2 separate regions of the Homo sapiens genome follow, and region 1 is linked to region 2. A link is an interaction called in ENCODE POLR2A ChIA-PET data of the cell type or tissue named here. Cell type or tissue: OCI-LY7. All regions are shown on one strand. Each heading gives the region's core, and the rest is flanking DNA. Links, peaks and the distances in the headings are about the cores only.

Region 1 (4,399 bases), core at 242-4,241, 63 kb before region 2:
GCAAACCAAGAGCAAAAAGACCCACTTTACTTGGGAACGTCAATCTGGTATTGCTGCAGTTAGGGAGGGGTAGGAGAAAGAGGGGAAGGAAGGAGAACGGGAGCTCACATATCAAAGTGTATTGTTACAAGCCACATGTTTATTGGATGAAACACAGCAAATTGTTAACTGAACCTAAGTAGGTATTCACCGTGATCTTTCAACATTTCTGCATATTTGAAAATTTTTGTAATAAAAATTTAGGGCATTGGAAAAATGTGTTTCTTATATCTGGAAAAAAGTGATGTGTGCTGATTTTCTTTCAATTTGTCCCTGAGGCGAGCTCTTGCTTTGGGTCTCCAACTCTATGTGGATGACTAGTCCCTAAAAAGCAGTGTCAACCACATAGGCAAACTCATCCAGCATCTCTTTTCCTGGGGTCACAGCCAGAAGAGATCTGCTGGGCTGTTTGCCCAGAGGGTGCAGATGTGTATCTACTTACCATGCTGTACAGGTAAGGTCCCCAGGAGAGCACCGAATCTAAAGGAAATCACATATGTACAAATCAAGTATGTCATACCTCTGTCTTTCCAAAGACAAACCTACTGTCTTCTCTCTAAAGAAGAAAGAGACAGAAGCAAGAAACCCGGTGGCTTTGGATTGGAAGGCTCCTCAATTCACCTGTACCCATGCAGGAGGCGGGCTGATGTCTCAGTGTCTGGAAGGTGGGATAAGGGTGTGGGGGCCTTTCTGTTGACTCTTAAGACTAATGGCACATTAATTTGGCCTGATACTGGTCCAGCAAGTGAGTCATTGCCGATGACAGCATCCCCACAGGCAGGCTGTAGGTATGCAGGTGGAGGCTCTTATCTGTGGACCTCTAGGCCTTTTGACAGCTTAAAATATTTCCCCACCCTCACATTTCTGCTCTACATCTTATTTGCTCCTCCAGTTTGGAGATATTAGCTTCTGCCAAGGAGCTAAATAAGGAAGATGACTAATGAGTTTGCAACAGTGCAAATGGCTATATTGCCAATTGGCTTATTCCCATCCCACAAACATATTGAGAATTTACTAAGGGTCTAGAGGCAGCAAAAGCTTAAGATATAAATGTGAGTAACATAATGCCTGTCCTCAAAGAGAATAGTAGTTGACCTTGGTTTAGACAAGCTCACAACTATTAAATACTGTATCACTAGGTAAGACAAGTGCTATTGAAAGACACGCCAACAAAGAATCAAGGACCTCAACTTATAAAGCACATTTGAGTATGTCTCTCCTTAGCTTAAAAGTATTCAATGGCTCCTTAAGGCAAAGTGTCTCAAAGTAGGTTTCAAGTAGTCTTAGTTCTGCAGGAACTAAGTCCATGTTGCCCAGTCTGGTCTCGAACTTTTGGGCTCAAGCAATCTGCTCGCTTTGGTCTCCCAAAGTGCTAGGATTACAGATGTGAGCCACTACACCTGGCCTGGACTGGTATTCTTTTAGAGTACTCTCTGAGAAATGCAAGCACACCAGGACTTCCGTGGCCTAGCTGTTAATCACCTCCCGGGCTTAACCTTCAAACTTGTTTCTTAGTTTCTTAAAACACAGGATTGGCTGCAGTTCTCCAATGCATCCCACTTCCTGTTTGATCTGGGCCAGAGACTGGTAAACTTTCTGTAAAGGGACAGATAGTAAATAATTTTGGCCTGGTAGGCCAGCCTATCTCGGTTGAACTACTCCACTCTGTTCTTACAGCCTCCAAACAGCCATAGACAGTAAATTAACTTTTACCGGCTGGGTGCGGTGGCTCACGCCTGTAATCCCAGCACTTTGGGAGGCCGAGGTGGGCAGATCACCTGAGGTCAGGAGTTGGAGACCAGCCTGGCCAACATGGTGAAACCCCATCTCTACTAAAAATACCAAAAACATTAGCCAGGCGTAGTGGTGGGCACCTGTAATCCCAGCTATTCAGGAGGCTGAGACAGGAGAATTGCTTAAACCTGGGAGGCGGAGGTTGCAGTGAGCCGAGATCGTGCCACTGCACTCCAGTCTGGGCAACAAGAGCAAAACTCCATCTCAAAACAAACAAACAAAAACAAACAAACAACAAAAACTTATTTACCAGAGCAGGCGGCAGGGCAGACTTGACTCATGGGCCCTTGTTTACCAATCTTTGAAGTAGGCCTGCATTGTTCAATAGAACTTTCTACAGTAATGGAAGTGTTCTGTATCTGTGCAGTCCAAAATGCTAGCTAATAGCCACATGTGTCTATGGAGCACTTGGGTGTAGAGAGTGCCCCTGAAAAAATGAAATTGTATTTAAAAATTATAATTAAATTTATATAGTCACATGTGGCAAGTGGTTACCATACTGACATGGTCACATGGGCTTAGTGACAGTGCAGATCAAGACCTTCTTGAAGATCAGGAGCTTATCTGTGTATCTTTTCCTAGCACCTAGAACAGTATCTACTACCTAGCAAGCAATTAACAATTGTTCATGGAAATTAACAATACTTCTCCCTCAAAAACCAATGTTTCTGGGATAGAGGGGCAATACTTAAAGTGGATCTGGAAGGATGGATTACGATCCAGACAAACAGATTCATAAGGTAAAGTGGGTCACGGCAAGGAGAAAAAGGTAGATTCCAAACACAATGAATAACACTTGCAAAGCCAGGAAGCGAAACGTACTGATCTTGGAGAGACAATGTAGCAAGGTGGTTAGGTTGCTTGGATTCCAGTACCTGCTGCCTGGATTTGAATCCCAGTTCTACCATTTAGCTAGGTGACTCTAAGAAAGTTGCTTAACCTCTCTAAGTCTCAGTTTCATCATTTACAAAATTAGGATAATGATAGCATCCATCCCATGGAGTTGTTGTAAGGATTACATGAAGTTAGCACATGTAAAGTACTTAGTGCTACTGTGAAACTGAGGAGACCCCATGAGGAAGTGAGAGGGCCAGCATCATAATTTTGAGTCATAAACAACTCTTATCTGTGTTCCCAGTGAGGATGCTCAGTTATGAAACAGCACACCTCTGGGTTGCAAGACCTGATGGAGACTTTGTCTTGCCATCAACATGAACAAAAGAGCAGTATCTGACAAGAAACTCTCATGCTTCTCTAAGCTTCTGCAGTTTTATGATGTCCTACGAGATCCATCCAGGAAGGAAAGACAGATAAACGAATAGCAGCCCTCCTCTTCATGCTGACTCAGTTTTATGCTACTTCAGTCCTACCCTGCAGATGGCAAACATGAGGGCAAGAAATACTATTCCAAGTCGTAATGGTTATTGGGAATATGGCTCTGTAACAAGCAAATCCCTATCTTTTAGGGGTAAATATTACCTTTTATAAATGATTATTTTTAAAAAACTGAGCCATAATCACAAATCACAAGTGTACCTTCAGAAGAGTTTTGATGAATGCATATGCCCGTGTAACCACCCCCTGCAATCAAGATATATTTCCCTCATGTACCTTTCCTGCTTATTTCCCTCCTTTGCCCCTAGGCAGCCTCTCTTCTGATTTCTAACTCGATAGTTTGGTTTTGCCTGGGGAAATCACGTTTTGTTAGGTTAGAACAATGGTTCTCAATCAGGGATGGTTTTGTTCCCCAGGGAGACATTTCTGGTTGTCACACTGGAGCGGTGCTACTAGCATCTCCTGAGTAGAGGCCAAGGATGCTGCTGATAATATCCTACAATGCACAGGACAGCCTCCCACAAAAAGAACTATATGACCCACAATGTCAACAGTGCTGAGAAACCCTGTGTTAGAGTGAACGCCACCAGGATGATTGTTTCAGATGTCTGGGGCCACACCCTGGGTGTCTGCAACATAAACAACTCTTATTTATGCTCGCAACACGGATGCTCAATTACAAAACTGCACACTTCTGAGTTGCAAGACCAGACGATAACCTTGTCTTGCCATCAATATGCGTAACAGACGGGAATTTTACCCCAAACACTTATGTCAGCATCAGGGAAGTAGAGGGGGCAGGATGACAAAACAGATTTGCCTTTGTACTGAGCAGCACAGACCTGGATTTGAATCCTGACTAGGCCACTCATCCTACGTGGCAGATAGCACATTTCTTGACCTCTCTGAGTCTTCAGAATGCCTCCAATTGTAAAATTTGATCCTTTTGTTGTGATAATTAAATTAAGAAAACTCAGTTCAGCCCTTAGTGGTCCATGGTAGGCACTCTGTCTCTATATTTCTTGGATGTAGCAAACACTTTCTCTAAGGGCCCAGAACATTCTCCTGCTTAGCTCTTTGATCTGGACAACACAGCCCAAAGTCCCAGGAAAGGATGGGCAAAAGGGGAGTGAAAAAATGCCTGAAAATGCCACACTTACCAACAGGGGAGATCCAGGAATCACCCAAGGCAACCCCCGCAAAGTTGCACTTGATGGTCCCTCGCTGAATG
Region 2 (4,399 bases), core at 123-4,122:
GAGCTGCTGCTTTTTTTTTTTTGAGACATCCGGGCTGGAGTGCAGTGGCACTATCTCGGCTCACTGCAACCTCTGCCTCCCAGGTTCATGCGATTCTCCTGCCTCAGCCTCCTGAATAGCTAAGATTACAGGCATGCACCACCACGCTTGACTAATTTTTGTATTTTTAGTAGAAATAGGGTTTCACCACATTGGCCAGGCTGGTCATGAACTCTTGACCTCAAGTGGTCCACACGCCTCAGCCTCCCAAAGTGCTGGAATTACAGGCAAGAGCCACTGTGCCTGGCCATACAACTTTACAAAAGCACAGCTTAGTTTTTATTGACTCCAAATTATGAAAAATGGGGAAAAAGGAAAAATAATGGAAACATTATTTTGAAGAGTTGTAGCTAAGAAAAATTAGAATTCAGTCCAAACTGTAAAAAATAATAAAAATGAAAAATATTAGGCAAGATTAGAATCTAGCAACATGTGTACTATAGTTTTTGAAACAATTTTTCTCTCTCCAGTTTCCCATTTTTACTAAAGACAGATCATTATGGGACTGATTTGCATTATTATACTTGGCCTAATTATTTGTATATAGTGCAGCAAGGATAATTTTTTTTTACATAGGCTTTTAAATTGGCTTTGATGGAACTTTGTTCCATAGAAGGAATCTCAGATAAGACTTTTTAAAAGCTGAACGTGGCCATGGATTTGTACCATCAAATACCTATGAGTTGGGTGATTCCTCTCCTCTTGTGGTTCCAAGATAAACTTGGTGCTCCTGGGCCTGTCAGAAAGTGACATTCTTTACTTATCACAGGTCAGAAACCCTGTACAGGAACTGTAGACAAAGGTATGAGGCCAGTTTTTCCAAGGGGTTCCTACTGGCTCTATAAGTCAAGTTTGATTCCTTAAAGCACACCATTCCAGTCAAAGCCTTAGTAAAATAACTAGTTTCTCCAGTTGTGTCCTGTTACAAATTAAAACAGATTCTTATTGCACTTATGCAAATAACTGTATTGTCATAAGTTAAGAACACTCACAGTTTCCAAATTATGTAGAAATCAGGTAGAGAGAAACAAATAGACTCCAAATTTTGTTCATGGGTGCATACTCAATTGTTAAAAGCTGTAAATAGCTTAAAAGAAAAGTTTTCTTCATTCTGAAAAACGAAACAAAGGATCAGCAACACTTTAAGCAAAAAGTTAAAAAGATTACTTCAGACTTCTATTAGTTTAGTCTATGCAGTGAATTCCTGTTCTGCGTGATATTCATGAACATTTAAGCTCTCCATGAGTACTGAAAGTTTTTCCTTAATTCTGATGTCACAATCTCCAAAGTTATCAGAAACCTGCATTCAAGAGCACCTATTAGAGTTTTATAGCTGATTATAAAACCACCTTCTAAAGAGGACCAAAACAAGACAAAAATTGTCTGTGGATGACAAAAAGTTTTAGTGCAGCCATAGTCAAAGACACAATTGACAGGAAATCTGTCACTTCTGTGGCACGTAATACTTTAATGTAACAATTATTACTGATAACATACATTAAGTCATATCAGTATTATAGGAGTTTCCCATAATTTTGGAACATATATGACTAACATATTTATACAAATACAGCCCAAAGAAAACCAAACACCATTTCATATTTGTCAATGCTTCCTGTATAATTTTTATACCAAGTAAGCCAAATATGTCATTTTTGGACTTTAGGGAACCTATTAATATCTTAAAGAGTTACTTAGGTCAGAAAGAGATAATTTATCATTTAATTTTGGAAACTTTGTCAAATACCAAAAGTTTAAAACACTTGATATTACAAAATAGGATCCCAGGCCATTGTAAAATAAGTCATTCATTTAACCAAAGTAATAATTCAAAGATTTTTTAAAAAGGCAAAAACCTTCATTCTTTGAGACAGGAGACTTAATTTTCCAAATGATAAGCCCTAATAAAAACGGCATGAAGACAATTAAATTTTTTTCCAAAATTTTATAAGCAATCTATAAAATTTTTATCTTGACCATAAGATATAACTTCCATAAACCTTTATAACCTTTAATAAGGAGTTGGTTAATGCTTCAAGAAAACCTTGTTAATTTGACACAGGGGCCCATATGCTGGTCTTGCATCAGTGTGCCTTTGACATTAATGATTAATTTATAGAGAAACTGAACTTATTTTATCTCTCAAAATCAGCCCTTACAATCTCACATGCCCACCTCTTCTGCAATAGTCCCTGGGCCTTGAGGAGTTGAATAGCTTTAATTTCTGGCCCTGTGTCTCAGGAATGCAGTTTGTTTTGATTAGCATCTTCTATTGGGCCTGAAGATGAGGCTTTAATTGCTGCCAGTATTTAAGATTTAGCAAGACTTGGTGTTCTTTTTGGACCCAGGAGTCAAAGCCCTGTAACTCAATGTCACAAGTACTTTAAAAGGGCATACAGAGAGATACACAGATGTAATAACCTTAATTTAAACAAATTTTATTCTCAATTTTTTCCCTAAGCAAACCAAAGCTTAATAATAATATGACAACTTGATCATATAAACTTTTTTTTGTTTTTATAAATCCTCTTATTGTGATTTATACAGACCATTCATGACATGCTTGGACTTTCTGGTTTGTCTTGAACATCCCTTTCTTAAACAACCAGTTATTTTACTTTAGGACTAAATTTACCACACAAGATTCTTTCTCATATGAAATTATTTCTCTTTAAGCTTTTTTAAATGATTACCAAAAAACCCTCTTTATTTTCATAACTTTCTTTACATCTCTCTTATTTCTTTGTTCCTTTTACCTTGTTTTATACATGACCTTTAAATAAACTTTAAATCAGATAAAAATTGTTCACCTTTTTTAAAAGGACACTTTTTTTTTTTTGAGATGGGGAGTTTTGCTCTTGTTGCCCAGGCTGGAGTGCAATGGCGTGATCCCTGCTCACCGCAACCTCCGCCTCCCGGGTTCAAGTGATTCTCCTGCCTCAGCCTCCCGGGTAGCTGGGATAACAGGCACCTGCCGCCACGCCCAGCTAATTGTTGTATTTTTAGTAGAGACAGGGTTTCACCATGTTTGCCAGGCTGGTCTTGAACTCCTGACCTCAGGTGATCCACCTGCCTCGGCCTCCCAAAGTGCTGGGATTACAGGTGTGAGCCACCCTGCCTGGCCAGGATACATTTTTTTAAATAGAAAGAATGTTTTCCTACAATATATTTTAATTGGAAAATACCCAAATAATGATATACCTATTATTTAATTTAACTTTAGATTCTAAATTATGACAAGTTTGTCTGCAAGTATTTATCCCATTACATTTATCTATTTTAATTGTTTACCCAGATTTATGAAAACTGCAATAGTCATCATTTAAAGTTATGAAACTTGCCATTGCAAAATTCTGAGACAGTGAAAAATATATGACCTAATGGACTCCATCTTGCTTCTAACCTCCAAGCTGTCCTTGTTCATTCCTGAACTTTGGGAGTAACTTAGTTTATAGTTTCACTTTGAAACGAAGATGATAACAGTCCTTTCCGAAAACACACCTTACTGCCTGTGGACTAGACCACCTAAAGCCACAAGATAGAAGTATGGTAATCTTATTAAATTCAAGATGCAGCTATTTTTATTAAATCAATGTCAGTGTCTTATTTATTAAAGACGACATGAGCAAAGGTCATTATGTTTTGGGCTGGCTTTATAGTTTTGTAACCCCCATGTCAAATTTTGACACCTTGTAGTATTTGGCAGGGATAAGTATGAAATTGCTTGGTCAATAAATGCAAACAAAAAGATGTATGCTGGCAATTCTTAAGACATTTCTAATATTAAATTACCAATAATTAAATTTATTTATTTATTTTTTGAGACGGAGTCTGGCTCTGTCGCCCAGGATGGAGTGCAGTGGTGCGATCTCGGCTCACTGCAGGCTCTGCCTCCCGCGTTCACGCCATCCTCCTGCCTCAGTCTCCCGAGTAGCTGGGACTACAGGTGCCCACCACCATGCCTGGCTAATTTTTTGTATTTTTAGTAGAGACGGGGTTTCACTGTGTTAGCCAGGATGGTCTCGATCTCCTGACCTTGTGATCTGCCCGCCTTGGCCTCCCAAAGTGCTGGGATTACAGACGTGAGCCACCGCGCCTGACCATTACCAATAATTTTAAAACTAGCTTATTTATTAAAGATTTTACTTGGCTGGGCACAGTGGCTCACGCCTGTAATCCCAGCACTTTGGGAGGCCGAGGCAGGCGGATCACAAGGTCAGGAGATCGAGACCATCCTGGCTGACATGTTGAAACCCCGTCTCTACTAAAAATACAAAAAATTAGCCAGGCATGGTGGCAGGCACCTGTAGTCCCAGCTACTCGGGAGGCTGAGGCAGGAGGATGGCGTGAACACGGGAGG

Evidence for each region. ChIA-PET counts read pairs that join two places held together with the same protein. Peaks named below come from ENCODE experiments on the same cell type or tissue, not always from the same donor. Only the 100,000 strongest peaks of a DNase experiment are listed, where the experiment ranks them.
Region 1: POLR2A ChIA-PET joins it to region 2 with 5 read pairs; 7 of 35 experiments call an interaction of 5 or more read pairs at or near these places.

What each region holds. Positions count from the first base shown.
Region 1 is chr17:56,991,101-56,995,499 of GRCh38, reverse strand. It overlaps SCPEP1 (serine carboxypeptidase 1), which reads right to left. Exons shown (of 13, transcript NM_021626.3): 6 at 4,329-4,399; 7 at 482-519. Among named protein-coding and RNA genes, the nearest start is that of SCPEP1, 15 kb to the right of the region's middle. In OCI-LY7, for the core only: no CTCF peak of the experiment used is centred there; no DNase peak of the experiment used is centred there.
Region 2 is chr17:56,927,745-56,932,143 of GRCh38, reverse strand. No RefSeq gene overlaps it. Among named protein-coding and RNA genes, the nearest start is that of TRIM25, 16 kb to the right of the region's middle. In OCI-LY7, for the core only: no CTCF peak of the experiment used is centred there; a DNase peak (open chromatin) is centred at 2,603.